3 separate regions of the Homo sapiens genome follow, and regions 1 and 3 are each linked to region 2. A link is a contact called in ENCODE Hi-C or POLR2A ChIA-PET data. All regions are on one chromosome and are shown on one strand. The core of a region is the stretch at or near the end of the contact, and the rest is flanking DNA. Distances in the headings are between cores, read along the strand shown.

Region 1 (4,594 bases), core at 1,505-4,004, 290 kb after region 2:
CTCTCCTCTCCCTGCTGGGGCCTTCCCGGGCTGCAGCTGCAGACCCAGGCTGAGTCAAAGTGGTTGGTTTGTGGGGTAGACGATGAGCTTTAGCATGGTGGCCCCCCACCCAGGCTCACATGTGGTACTCTAACCTCTGAGGTGGGCCGCATAGCAGCCTCCCTTGCCCGCTCCTCTCCCAGCCTCCCCATGGCTCTGCAGCCCTGCAGGGGTGGTGCAGCTGGAGCTGGAGCGGCTGGGGCTGGCATGGGACACAAGGGCGATTCTTATCTTTGTCCTTTCCCCGGCCTGCCTGAGCTGGACGGTGGCTGGAGATCAGACCCTTGGCTTGCCTTCTGTCAGGGACACTGTCCTCAAAACTTGAGGATGGAAGAGAAATTCACATTCTACGTGGCCAAGCCTCCTGTCTCTCTTCTCTGGGGAGGGGAGGCTGCTTTTGTTTATGCTTCCTTCTCTCTGCTGGAAGAGACTATAATGAGAGGATATTTTCTTGTCCTTTGGCCCAAGAAGTTGGCACCCCAGCGCCAGGGTACTCAATGATGCTTGTGCTTCCTTCCCACCCAAAGAAAAGTTCCAGGGGATGTCAGTGATGGCGCTGTCCTGTTCTGCCATTGGAGGTCCTAGAAGATGCAGAGAGGTTGCTTCTTGGAGAGGAGGGAGGGGACAGGGTGTCCTGCCCTGGTACCCACATGGGCCTTCCTACACAGGGTGAGGAGTCTGAGAAGCCAAGGGGACCAGTCCACCCAGAACCCCTGCCTCACCCCCAGCCGGTCCCCAGGTATCTGGGACCTGGGAACTCTCTCCTCCAACGGCCCTGATCCAAGGCCTGTGCTGGCTAGAGTCATGGAAGGGTGGCTCAGGGCTGCAGAGCTGGGGATGGGACTTGGGGAGCTGGTTGGGGTGAACCTACACACGTCACCAATGACCCTCACTGGATGAGACAGGAGATAAGGGTGGGAGAGAAGAGGCATGTCCTGGGGGCCCCATTTGTGCTCTTGTTCTGGCCCTGAAAACCTTAGGGGTGGGTCTGGGGTGAGGCTCAGCAGTGGGAGCCCTGGGAACCTTCTCTGCCATAAGGACGGGGGATTCTGAGACAGGTGAGGGTCTGCCTAGTGTGCCCAGAAAATAGTTCCTGCTCTTCCTTAGTAGCACAAGCACTGAGGCTGCCTGCTCCCAGCTTGACAGGGGTTCACTAGGACCCCTTCCTCTCCTCTCCCTCCTCTCAAAGAGATTGGGGACTCAGCTGGGATCGTTGGGTGCCTGTAACAAACCAGAGGGGTGCCCCTCACTTTCTGGACTCAGTGAAAATCAGTCTTCTAATTTTGCCCATATCATTCCTGATGAAAATTCAGTTAAGTGAGGTCTTAGAGAAGAGGTAGTAGAGAAAGTGGTAATTTCTCATAACTGACCCGCCCAGGCCACCCTCTGGTTTAGAAAAGTCCCTGCTCCATGAAGGGAATTTTCTGGGGGAGACGGCATCTGAGAAATCAGTATTTCACGACGGTGTCTTTCCAGTGATGGTTCTGCAAGCTGGTAGAGTGGTGAGTCGGGATTTGAACTCAGATCTTTGGCCACCCAGGTTTTCCTTGCCTTGCCTTGCAGGGCTGGTCTTAGGCTTCAAGATTCATTTTTGTAGTTTGTGGGTTTTCTCTTAAAACGAGGCTCTTATTCCTGCAAATATTTACAGGTTACTTTATTCTGTGTGGAACAGAATTGCTTCTAACCTGGTGGGGGCAGGGAACACTGCAGTAAGGGCTCAATTAACTGATTTCACAGTGGTCACGACTCAGACATTCATTTTAGAGATTAAGTGGAAAATAAAAGAGATCAGAGCACCTCAAGCATACAGCAGGAACGCACAGTGAATTAAATGGAGAGATGGAAGTATTTGGTCCCTGAAGACGAGCATGACATTGCGATTTAGCTTGGATGAGAAAACTGAGGTTTCTTGGAAATGCCTACCCACGTGGGGGAATTTCTCTGTCAAGTTTCTGCTGCTTTGCAGCCATTTAAAATGGGTCCTGAAATATCTGCAGTGCAGAACATCTGAGAAGAGCTTTTCATTTGCTAGAATGTTGCAGCAAGCAGGCTAAGCGATGTTAGCAGGCAACTTTGTGATAGATTTAGAAAGCCCCGAAGAAATGGGTGGTGGTGATACAGAGAGATTTTTTCTTTCCTTTTTTTCCTTTTTTGGCTTGTCTGCAGAATAGATGAAAAGAGAAAATATACCCAGATACTTTGCTCACTCTCCCAAGTGCACACTAGGCAATGTAAGCTCCAGAGGCAGCGCTTACAGGAGGGGAAGGGACGCTGAGGCCAAGAGTGCTGGCTCACTGGGGTGGAAGGGACTTCAGAGGGCGTTCCTCACTCCTCTTATTGCAGGTGAAGAAACAGAGGCAGTGGTCCTTTGCCCCAGGCCATTCAGCTGGCCAGTAGCGGAGCCCAGGGCTACCCAGATCCTCCAATGCCCAGGCTGGTCCTCTTTCCTTTCTGACCCCAACACATGAAGAGTCCATCTGGAAATGTTGGCTCCCACACTTCAAAACATTAAACTCCTTGTTCTCTTTCTCCAAATGATTAATTTGTTTTCAGTGTTTACATTAGCTGGAAGCCAAGTTGGGAACACTCCTAACTCGTTTCTCAAACAAGATGTTTTTAAAATGAAGTTTCCCAGCATGGAATGCTTTGCTACTTTGTAAGGGCTTCAGTTGCTAAGAACTTACTGCACCTGTGTCAAAACTGTGCTCTCAGGGCCCCTGGTGGAGTCCAGAAGAAGAGTTCCACGCAGTCCCTGTTTTTCTTTTTTTTCCAGGAACTCCTGGAAACTGAATCACAGATCAGATCATGTTGTTCCACAAGAACGATGTGTCACTGTGAGGCTGCATTCCTGACCACGAACTGAGCACCAAATAAGTCATGGACATGCACCAAAAGGTGTGACCCAAGGGAGGCAGGGTGAGCCCCATGTCTCAGAACATCCTCGCGGACAGCAAAGCCCTTGATGTGGTGGAGTAGGGGCCTGTGGCAACCCCTCACACATGGCAGGTCCTTTGCAACCCCAAGTGCTTCAGATGCTACCAGCCCTCCTTGGGCAGGTCTGAGATGTGACAGAGAAGAAGATGAGAATGGAAAAAGAGAAAGAAGAGCGGAAAACTAAAAGAGGGAAGGGCAGAGGAAAGAGCAGAAATGCAGTCTAGCTGGAGGGCAGGCTGCTGGCTCCAGCCACTGCCTCAGATCCCCCCGACCTGGGGTACTCAGGAGTCTGAGTGGGTACAGGGCTATAGCCTCAATTTCCCCATCTGATGTGGGACTTGCCTTGACCCAATGCCTGGACCACAATCATCCCTGATACCTGAAGCCTCCATAGATATGACTCTTTCTAACGTTTGCTGCTTCAGGATTCAACCTTGTCCACTTTTGGCTTCTTCATGCCCTCTCCAATGAGCAGTGATTCAAAACCTTTTATAAAACTACCCATCACTATCATCTCTGGCAACATGGCTGTCTAGAGAACTCAGAAAACTGTCTCCCTCTGTAATGTTTAAAATGCTGGCTATATTTCAGAAATGTAGATGGCTGCACATGACAAAGTTAAAAAGAAAGGGAAGTGTTCAGAGGTCAAAAGAGGATGCCAAAGTCCAGAGAGCTGCAGGAATGCTGGAGGGAGGCTGCCCTGGGGCAGGTGCTAACCCCATGACCTCAGGTGGCTTTGGTGTGCCCACTTCCTGGGGACTTGGCACAGCAGCTTGGGTGAGACTCACGTGCAGAGCTCACTGTCCAGGCAGCTTTCCCAAGAGGCACCTGCCTGGGCACACACCTACACTCTCTTCCTTTTTTCTTTCACAACTGGTCCCCTCCAACTTGACCAAGAAAGGCCATGTTTTACCAGGATTCCTGCCACAGGGTGCAAGGCCCTAGACAAAGGGGCGAGAGATAAGAAATATCAGTGCTGTTGGACACCCTTCTAATAGTGGCATCATGTGCCCCAGGCTGGCTTCGGGGCTCTCCTTCTCTCCCATGCTCTACCCTGAATGGGAAGCACTGGTCGTGGGGTGTTCTGGCCCAGCTGTGAGGTTCTGAATTCATTTGAGTTGTAGAGTGGGCTAGCACATGGGATGCTGATTTTCCTTTAATGACCTTGCCCCTTCCATTCCCTACTATGGCCACAGAATGCATTGTTCCCATAAGGACCAAACAAAGACTTGTAGACGATGGTAGCTCATGTCACCCAGGCAGCAAACACACACCTCACTGGCGTACCTGTGTTAGAAATAATTTGGGATGGGGAGAAGGCGTGCTGGGACTCTCCATGAGGTTCAGAGCATGCTGCTGTCATGCTCACCACCAGGGCTGGAGGGAGCTTGTTGGAGAGCACGCTTACTGCGGGCCAGGCACTGCACCAGAGGGCACCCGTTTGGCCTTAATTGACACCGCTAATCTTGGTAAGGCCTGTCTCCCATCGGTGTCCCCGTCTGTGCCTTGGTTGGATCATTTGCATGATTTTAAGGTTGAGAAAGTGAAAATGTGCACACCTAAGCAGATTGATGGAACATCTCTGACAGAAAGTCACATAGGATAGAGGTAAGATAGTGTC
Region 2 (4,456 bases), core at 128-2,627:
ACTATCACAAGGTGGCAAAATCAAGCTTAGAAATCAATTAGTGACTCTGCTGTAAAATAGTATATATATACACACACACTCTTTTTAGGTATACATTTATTAAATGCCATTAGAGTTGGTACAAAATACAATTTTTAGCTGGTGGCTCTCTACCGATTACAACGCAGCCAGCACAGCATACTTGGGTTTTCAAGCCTCGGGAGCTCACCCAGCAATACATAGCTAGGGAGAAGGGGTAGGGAGAATAAAAATCAGCGAAAGCCAGGATATTAATAAAGAGTTTTGATGGTTAAGGACAAGCAGGCGAATTAAGACTCTGGAAACCGAGAAGGTGTATAGAAAAGAAAACCAGAGAGCTGGACGACAAGGACACAGTAACAGCACAAGGGGATTCATCTAAAGGGCATTCCGATGGAGCAGGCAGGCTGCGCCCCGAAAGGTGGGGAGAGGTTGGAAGCAGATGGGCAGGCACAGGCGAGCGTGCACTGCCTGAAAAAGTTTTCATGATGGCTCCAGCCTAATTTCCCAACGCTGGTCTCGGGCGCCACAAAACCTGGGCGGCCCGACCGGAGCCAGGTGCCAGCCTCAGGGCCGCCGGGCCCGGCGCAGCGTCCGGAATTCCTGCGATGTCTGGGGCGCGGCGGTGGCTCCTCCCCGCCCCCACCACGGCCTCCGCCGGCATTTTCCGGCTAGGAGGCCCGCCAGCCCTTCGAAGAACCGGCTCCACGCGCGGACGGTCGCGGCCGCCGCGCTTCCCGGGGAGAGAGGCGAGCGCGGCGCCCGGACCGCGGTGAGAGCCCTCCAGGCCCGGGCGCGCGGGGTGGGCTTCCCGGGTCCCCGCCCGAAGGCCGCGGCGCCCCTCCTCCTCCCCCTCCCCCGCCCGGGGCAGCCCGCCCCTCCCCCCGGCGCGGGCGGGGCTGCGGGCGCCGACGCGGAAGCGCGGGGCGCTAGGGCTGCGGGGGCGGCGGCGCGGGAGGCCGCGCGCGCTCCCCGGGCCGCAGTCGGCGCGGGCGCGGGGCGGGGCGGGGCGGCCGGGAGGCGGCGGGCGATCGCGCACAGGCCTGGCCGCCGCCTCGCCCCCCCTTCCCCAGCCCCTACCCTCCCTCGGCCTAGCCGTCCCCCTCCTCTCCCCTCCCCCGGGCGAATCACGCGCCCTCCTCTGACACTCGTAGCGGACCCGAGCTCCGAATTTATCCTTCACGTGACCTGAGGGGGTTGGGTGGTTGGCTGGGGACAGAGGGGGAGACGGAAAGGAGGGAACGGAATCTGCCGTTACCTGAGCAACAGGCCCCGCCCGCCGGCTCGGGGCTGGGGGGCGGGAGGAGGACGTCAGCACGTCAGCCGGGGTTTTGCGTTTTGATTGACAGTTGCTATAGCGACCGGGTCGGTCCGTCGCCATTTTGTTGGTTGGTTTTTTTTTAAACCCTTTCGCTTCCCGCCCGAATAATAATAAAAAGCCCCATTGGAGTGAGGCGGGGGTGGCGGCGGCAACCGCGGCGGGGGTATCCGGGGAGACTGCTGCTGTCGCTGCTGCTGATCGCGGCCCAGGTCGGCCTCAGAGAGCGGACACCCCGAGCGGGGGGTGCGGGCGCCGCCGCCGCCGCTTCTGCTGCTGCTGTTCCTGCTGCTGCTGTTGGTGCCGCTGCCGCCGCCGGCGAGCAGGCGGGACCGGTGTGAGTGCGAGTGTGTGTGCGAGGGAGCGTGTGCGAGGGCGATTGTGCGCGCGAGTGTGCGGGTGTGTGCGAGTGTCTGTCTGTCTGTGCGGGGACTCGGGGGCGGGCGGTTCGGGCTCTCCTGGCGGAGGAGCCGCCGCCGCCGCCCGGGCCCCGGCGCTTCTCGCTGCGCAGGTTCGGAGCGCGCGCCATTTTGTGAGATTTACAAAATCCTCCTCGGGAAGAAGCCGCCGGCAGCAGCCGCCGCTCGGCGCCCGGCCTCGCCGACGCCGCCCTCTGCGCCGGGCCGGCCGTGCGGCCCCGCCGCCTGGAATCGGGGCCCGGGGACTGCGGTATTTGCCGGGGAGGGGGCTGTCGCCTCCCCGGCCCCGGGCGCCGCTGGAACCGCGAGCCGAGGAGAGACTGAGCAGGCTGCGGCGCGGCCAGGAGCCGGAGCGCCGGGGGCGGAGAGAGGCTGCCGGGGCGGCGCTGGCTGCGGAGGCCGCGGCGGGAGCGCGGCGCGGGAGCCCGAGGCTGAGACTCACCGGAGGAAGCGGCGCGAGCGCCCCGCCATCGTCCCGGTGAGTGTCCGGCCCGGCCGCGGCCCCGCCCGGCCTGGCGCTCGGCTCCCCCGGCGGCCCGCAGCCGGGCCGGAGCCGAGGCCGGCCGGGCGGAGGGAGGGACCTGCCATTTTAGGAGGAGGCGCCGCGGGCCCAGGGCCGGCCGCCGGGGGAGGGAGCCTCAGGCCGGGTCCCGGAGGAGCGGCGGGCGCGAGCGGAGGGAAAGTTGCGGAGGGTGGGAGCGGGGGCCGCGGCCTCCCGGGAGCCGGGGCCTGGGGGGCCGTAGACAGCGCCAGACCTTCACTGGCCGCCCGAGCGAAGGGGTGGAGGTTGTCTTCCTCCTCCTCCTCCTCCTCTTCCTCCTCATCCTCTTCCCCCAGCTCCTCCCTCGTCCCTCCTCTCGGTCCCCACCAGTGTGGGAACCGCCGGGGTGATTCGCAAGGACAATGCACGGGTTAAGAAAATGGGGCCGGCTGCCGGGTGGGCGAGGACGGCGGGGCCGGGCCGGGCCGGGCGCCGGCGAAGGTCGGGAGCCGCTGCCTCGGCGGCCCTGGGGGTCCGCGCTGGAGCGAGGGGCACTCACTGGCCTCCGAAGTTGGGCGGGGAGCGCGAGTGTCCCCGGCGGCTCGGGGTGGAGGGATGACCTGCCCGGCAGCCGGGGGAGTTGGTGGCTGAGGAGAGGTGAATTAGAATAGATACCTGTGTATCGCCACAAAACTTCACCAGTCTATTTATAGGCACAAACCCACTCTCGCTTCGGAGCCACCAAAGCTGCTGAGTAGCTCAGTACTTGGCGAAAGGCTCCTCCCTAATCTGAAATAGTTAAAAATGGTAAAATTAGTGAGTCAGTGACTCTGGTTACTTGCCTGTGCCTTTCGCCCAACCCTAGGTGACACGAATCCCATAATCTGGGCACAGCGCAGGAATGCTAGCACCATTTGGTTCTTGAATTCCGCCCAAATTGTCAGAAAATACGCCTTAGAACGTTGTTTTCACAAGTGCCAGGCTCTGTTTTTAGGGTTTTCAGTGGATCGACCAGCTTGCCCAGCCGGTAGGAACTGTTCCCATTTTATAGATGAGGAGAGTGAGTCTGGAGAGGGGCACTGACTGGTCTAAGGTCATACAGCTGGGACTCCAGGAGCCAGAAGGCTGTAGCCAGTCTGGAGTTGTGAATCATTAGGGTGTAACTCATTATTAGAAATACTGGCAAATTTTGGAGTGATTCGTGTTTAATGACTCAGGGTTCTAACCTAGAGATGTGTCCCCGTAAGGTTTTTAGCGTGGAATTACCTTTGTGGCTTGCCGAGGCCAAAAGGTAAGGTAATGGTGATGAGGCCTGTTAATAAACTTTTCAGGCCTTTCCCCCCCCAAGAAAACTATGTAGTCAATTTTTGAATGAAAGGAATTAAAGATATTCCTTGATGTGTTTTGTACTTCAAACAATTTTGATTATAGTCATTTTTTGAGTATTGATGAGTCATAAGAAAGTTTTGTGTAAAGTTATTTTTAGTTATTCTTTGAATGCTTAAGGGTTCCTCTGTGACCCTTTTATAGTTTATGTGTCCAAAGTATTAATGAATATATTTAGCATTTTGATTTTGAGGTGTTTTAATAACTCAGGGGAATTACCTTTAGCTTTTGTGTTGTTTAATTTCTCATGTCTTGATCAGTTACTTTAGGATAATATTGTTTTCAAGTAGACTTTTAAAAATGTGAGACCAGAACTAAAGTTTCATGTGTTAAGGTTTTAAGCTGCAGAAGATCATTTCAAAGAAACTGGTTATGAAAAAAGCTTACTTGATTATAGTCAAGATTTTTTACGCATACTTCAGGTATCCCAGTACTTTGGAGGATTTTCCCTGGTATAGCAGTGGTGTTTATGGTAGCTGTCCAAATTTATTTATACTTCAAACCATGCCAGAAAGTTAAGGATTTCTGTCAATGTCTACACCTAGTTCTCTTGTTAAGACTAGTAAAAAGTTCTCTTGTAAAAAGTTCATTTTTACCTCGAGAGGCATAAGCTCAGAGATTATTGCAGGAGGAAGGGTCACCCCTTGTGTTTGCGCCATGAAGGCACACTCCTTTTTACCTGGTGGGTGTTGAAAAAATATTTGAAGGAATAGACCTGAATGAATGGTAATTATTGGTAGGGGTGGGAAATGGACTAAATGACCTAGTGAGATCTTTGTTTTGAGATCTAAGTATAAGATCATCTCTTAAACCTTTTAACAATATTTTGGTGGA
Region 3 (4,550 bases), core at 316-2,815, 360 kb before region 2:
GCCAGGCTGGTCTCAAACTCCCGACCTCAAGTGATCCACCCGCCTGGGCCTCCCAAAGTGCTGGGATTACAGGCATGAACCACCGCGCCTTGCGGAAGTTCTTCGATTTTTTTTTTTTTTTTTGGAAAGGGAATCTCTCTCTGTCTCCCACGCTGGAGTGCAGTGGCACACTCTCGGCTCACTGCAACCTCCGCCTCCCAGATTCAAGCCATTCTCCTGCCTCAGCCTCCCAAGTAGCTGGGATTACAGGAGCCTGCCACCACGCCCGGCTAATTTTTTTATTTTTAGTAGAGACGGGTTTCACCATATTGGCCAGACTGATCTCGAACTCCTGACTTCAAGTGATCCATCCACCTGCCTCGGTCTCCCAAAGTGCTGGGATTACAGGTGAGAACCACCGCGCCTGGCCTAGTTCTTCGATTTTTTAACATCCATCACAGTAACTTAAATTATATAAAGTAACTACCCCTGAGGAGCCCGGGGTAGTTGAAGGCCCTCCAGCGCCTTCGGTGTTCTGTCGCAGTGCTCTACGTGTGAAACCGCTTTCTCCCACCCTGGCCGTGCGCTGGTGATGGTGGCAGCGGCGCTCCAGCGACGCCCGGGGAAGTGTCCCCAGGGTCGGGCAAGGTCGCTTCTGCTGGTCGGGAGGCCCTTTCTAAGCCTGGCTGGGGCTAACCGAAGGAGAAGCCCGCCGCTCCAGGCTTTATTAAAAATTCGCATTCTTTCCAAGGCCGCCATCGGTGGGAAGGGTGCGCTCGTAGCACCCCTCTTGCTCGGTTCCATTCCTGGCCTTCTGTCTCCTGGAAGGGTCGCCGCGCCCCACCCCACCCGCTTCGCCACGGGTTCGAGCCCTGGCGTCGGGGCGTCCGGGAGCCCACTGTCCAGCACCGAAGGCAAGGCCGGTGCACGCGGACCCGAGGATTCGGTAGATGTCCCCGAAGACCCGCTGCCGCTCTAAGGCGGTGGAAGCGAGATTCTCCGGAAACCCAGGGAATCCGATGCTCGCACAGGACCAAAGCCCGAGGCCGCGGGGACCACAGAGGGACGGAGAAGCCGGGACTCCTCACATCCCACATCCGGCAGGGGAAGCCCAGCAGGTGAGCGCAGGTCCCCCCAGTCCCCGAGGGAGTGCGCCCGACGGAAACGCCCCTAGCCCGCGGGCCTCGCTTTCCTCTCCCGGGTTCCTGGGTCACTTCCCGCTGTCTCCAGCCCGAGCTCGTGGCCCCAATCCCTGGTACCTCCATCCTCTGGTCACCCCTTCTCTGGTGCCCCCTCCCCGACTTTTCTTTGTCCCGTCCCCACCCTTGCCCGGGCCTGCCGGACCCCCCTCCTTGACACCCGGCGCCACCTCCTTGAGCTTTTCTCGTCTCCTCCCCATCCCCGGCTCCCTGGTCCCCTCCCGGAACTTCTCTGGTCCCCTCCGCTCCTCCGACCCGGGCTTTTCCTTCGTACCCTGCGGCCCCCTCCGCACCCCTCACGGAGCTCCTCGGGTCCTGCCCCCTCCCAGCGCTTGCCCGCGCCGCCCCGCCCCCGTTTTTAAACCTGGCGCGCGGGTAGGTGAGCGCGTTAGCCCGAGTGGATCTAGGCGCGCTCGTAGGCCGGCGCCGCAGCAAGGGGCGCGGGCTCCGCCGGCACCATGGAGCCCGAAGCGGCGGCCGGAGCCCGGAAGGCGCGGGGGCGCGGCTGTCACTGCCCCGGGGACGCTCCCTGGAGGCCTCCGCCACCGCGCGGGCCGGAGAGGTGAGGGTGGCCCCGCGCCCCGGTGGACGCGCTGAGAGGCGTGCGCGGTGGCGGTGCGGGGAGCGCAGCGAGCGGGAGGCTGGGGCGCTGCTGAACCCCCGATCCCCAGCGGAGCTCCGGAGCTCGACGGCGACGCCAAGCAAGCTCCTGAGCCGGCAGCCGGGTTCCCGGGAGGGGCGCTCAGTTCTCCGGTTCCAACGCACAGCTCTGAAGTGCGGAGGCCCAGGATGTAGCTGGCCAGGAAAGGGGCCGACGCTTCCGTGTAGAGGAGATCTCAGTTAGCCAGCCGGGGACACTGCAGTCTCGGGCTCCTAAGCCAGCCTTGCAAAGGCAATCTCTCACCTTGCTACTTTCTCGGTAGCCGTTTCTGTTGTCCCTGGATTGGGGGCTCGGCGTTCGCTGTCCCTGGGCACCAACCCTTTTAAAGACAGTAACGTTGTAGGAAATCAAATTAGCCAGGGAGGTAGGGAAGGGACCGGGTAGGCCGGATGGGCCAGGTAGCCAGGCAGGAGAAAGATTCCCTCTTTTTTTTTTTTTTTTTTTTTTTTTTGAGACAGGGTCTCACTGTGTCGCCCAGGCTGGAGTGCAATGGCGTGATCTCGGCTCACGGGAACCTCCGCCTCCCGGGTTCAAGCGATTTTCCTGCCTCAGCCTCCTGAGTAGCAGGGATTACACGCGCCTGCCACCACGCCCGGCTAATTTTTGTATTTTTAGTAGAGACTGGGTTTCGCCATGTTGGCCAGGCTGGTCTCGAACTCCTGACCTCGAGTGATCCAGTAACCTCAGCCTCCCAAAGTGCTGGGATTACAGGTGTGAGCCACCGCGCCCAGCCCCCTTTTTTTGTTTGTTTGTTTTTCATCCTACAACTCTGTAAAATCATCTCTGTAGAATCAATCTCCTTCCGTGACCAAGGTGGTGTGATTGAAATTAACCGGGGACAAAGTAGACAGCTATAGTTGGGGAACCCCGAATTGAACAATTCAGCCAGGATTTGCAGGGAGAGAAATCTCTCAACTAATGGGTTCCCTGATAATTGTGTGAGATTCGGGACCTCCCTTCTCAAAGCTTAACTGGAGACAGAGAACTGGGGACGTAGCAGGAGAGAAAAAACACAAATGACAGTAATTTATCCACAGCCCTGAGAACTCCAGGGAAAGTTCCTGGGGGGTCCGGTGCCTCTTTTTCAGGCAGACACTGGAACTAAGAATAGCTCTCATGGCATAGTTTGAAGGCAGCAGAAGTGCCCAGGGTTCACTCTCTCCTGGCGCTTGCCGTTCCAGCCCCGCGCCGTGGCGACCTTGGATCCAGACACCTGGAGATGCTGAGCTGACCAGAACTGGAAGGCCGGTAAGGTTCAGTGCGGGCGTTGTAGGTAACCCTTCCAGCCAGAAAGTGGCATCGTCTTTTAAAATACAGGGACCGTGAATGGCCTTCTGCGCAGGGCCGTCCCTTGGGCGTCTAACCCAGGAGCGCCTCGGGGTCTGGGAGTTGGAACCTGAATGAGTAAGGTGTTAATCAGACCTGACTCGCATTATAGATTGGGCTCCTGGTGGCTTCTCCTTCCTAAAAAAGCATACCCACTATAAAAGCATAATCGTAGGCTGGGCGCGGTGGCTCGGGCCTGTAATCTCAGCACTTTGGGAGGCCGAGACGGGTGGATCACCTGAAGTCAGGAGTTCGTGACCAGCCTGGCCAAGATGGCGAAACCCCGTCTCTACTAAAAATATAAAAATTAGCTGGGCATGGTGGCAGGCGCCTGTAATCCCAGCTACTTAGGAGGCCGAGGCAGGAGAATCGCTTGAACCCGGGAGGCGGAGGTTGCAGGGAGCCGAGATCATGCCACTGCACTCCAGTGTGGGCGACAGAGCAAGACTCATCTCAAAAAAAAAAAAAAAAAAAAAAAACCGTAGTCGTTTCATGGGAATTATAAGGAATGTCCTCCCTGTTGCGGTTTCTTCTGCAAAGCAACAGGTCGGGAGGGGAGGGGAGAGGCTGCCACTATCGCTTGCCTTGGAGAAAAGCTTAGAGCACCATTAGCGTTGGGCCGGTGCCACAGAGCAAATAGGACTGAGCCCCATCTGAGGTGCCCAGAGTTGCCGTTAAAAGCCCCCACCCCGCGTCTGGCCCTTTCTGAAGCACTTTCAGCCCCGTCAAGCACTCCTGGGGTATCTCATGTTGTCTGAGCAAATACACTCAAGCAGAGGGCTTTGTGGGCAAGATTAATGACCTCCACCATTCTTTTGTTACTCTGCATTGGTAACTCAGTTGCTTTATACTTACTGATGTAATGACTTGCTTTCATAGAATTTACCTTTCCTTTGTTACATTTTAAAATATAAATTGATGACTTTTACTTAATTTTTTTTTTTTTGATGACTCTTAAAACACTGAAGAATTAGGCTGGGAAAGACCATGTATTGAATTTACGTAACACGTGTTATATGGACTAACGTGCAGTTATTTGTAATATGGTAAGAAAACTTGATTGTGGGAAAACAGACCTTCACCGTATTTTGATATTTACACGACTTTATTAAATTAATCTGAATATTGGGAATTTTAATTTACTTCAAAGAAGGAAGCAGATAAAAGATAAATCAATTAACAAGAGATGATTTTTAGTCCCCGATTATTTATACATATATCTAAATAATGTAAAATCCCTTCTTTTGCATTCAAACTTAGTTCTTAAACATAAAATTTAAAGGTGCTTGTGTGAGAATATAGATGTTTACAATTATCCAGTTTTCTTTTAAATGAAATGGATGTGGAGCCTATCAGTTTCTTGCAGGAATAAAAATACGATAGCA

Evidence for each region. A loop is a pair of places that touch in the nucleus more often than their neighbours do. ChIA-PET counts read pairs that join two places held with the same protein, here RNA polymerase II (POLR2A). Pooled maps may share reads with other maps.
Region 1: a loop to region 2 is called in a map of PC-9, with 6 times the contacts of the local background. The contact joins the enhancer-like site here to the promoter of DYRK1A in region 2. A Hi-C loop is called at or near these places in 6 of 168 maps with a recorded cell type or tissue (GM12878, PC-9, ascending aorta and 3 more), 4 of 37 single-sample maps with no recorded cell type and 12 of 50 pooled maps.
Region 3: a loop to region 2 is called in a map with no recorded cell type, with 17 times the contacts of the local background. The contact joins the promoter of RIPPLY3 here to the promoter of DYRK1A in region 2. A Hi-C loop is called at or near these places in 9 of 37 single-sample maps with no recorded cell type and 7 of 50 pooled maps. POLR2A ChIA-PET finds 5 or more read pairs at or near these places in 2 of 52 experiments (H1 and HEK293T).

The regions. Positions count from the first base shown.
Region 1 is chr21:37,656,382-37,660,975 of GRCh38, forward strand. The region is part of intron 3 of KCNJ6 (potassium inwardly rectifying channel subfamily J member 6); the gene reads right to left. The region is part of intron 1 of KCNJ6-AS1 (KCNJ6 antisense RNA 1); the gene reads left to right. Among named protein-coding and RNA genes, the nearest start is that of KCNJ6-AS1, 140 kb to the left of the region's middle. Within about 2 kb of position 2,755, at least 10 of the 41 ENCODE cell types and tissues checked have a DNase peak (open chromatin) inside an H3K27ac peak, as active enhancers do; they include PC-9, ascending aorta and endothelial cell of umbilical vein, where a contact is called at or near this core.
Region 2 is chr21:37,365,396-37,369,851 of GRCh38, forward strand. It overlaps DYRK1A (dual specificity tyrosine phosphorylation regulated kinase 1A), which reads left to right and starts at 1,378. Exons shown (of 12, transcript NM_001347721.2): 1 at 1,378-2,233. RefSeq lists enhancers at 1-839, 371-450, 1,764-2,688 and silencers at 591-770, 801-1,110, 1,691-1,840, 2,031-2,110, 2,351-2,490 and 1 more.
Region 3 is chr21:37,005,137-37,009,686 of GRCh38, forward strand. RIPPLY3 (ripply transcriptional repressor 3) reads left to right here and starts at 1,566. Exons shown (of 4, transcript NM_018962.3): 1 at 1,566-1,740; 2 at 3,021-3,087. The coding sequence starts at 1,637. RefSeq lists an enhancer at 907-1,407 and a silencer at 1,631-1,740.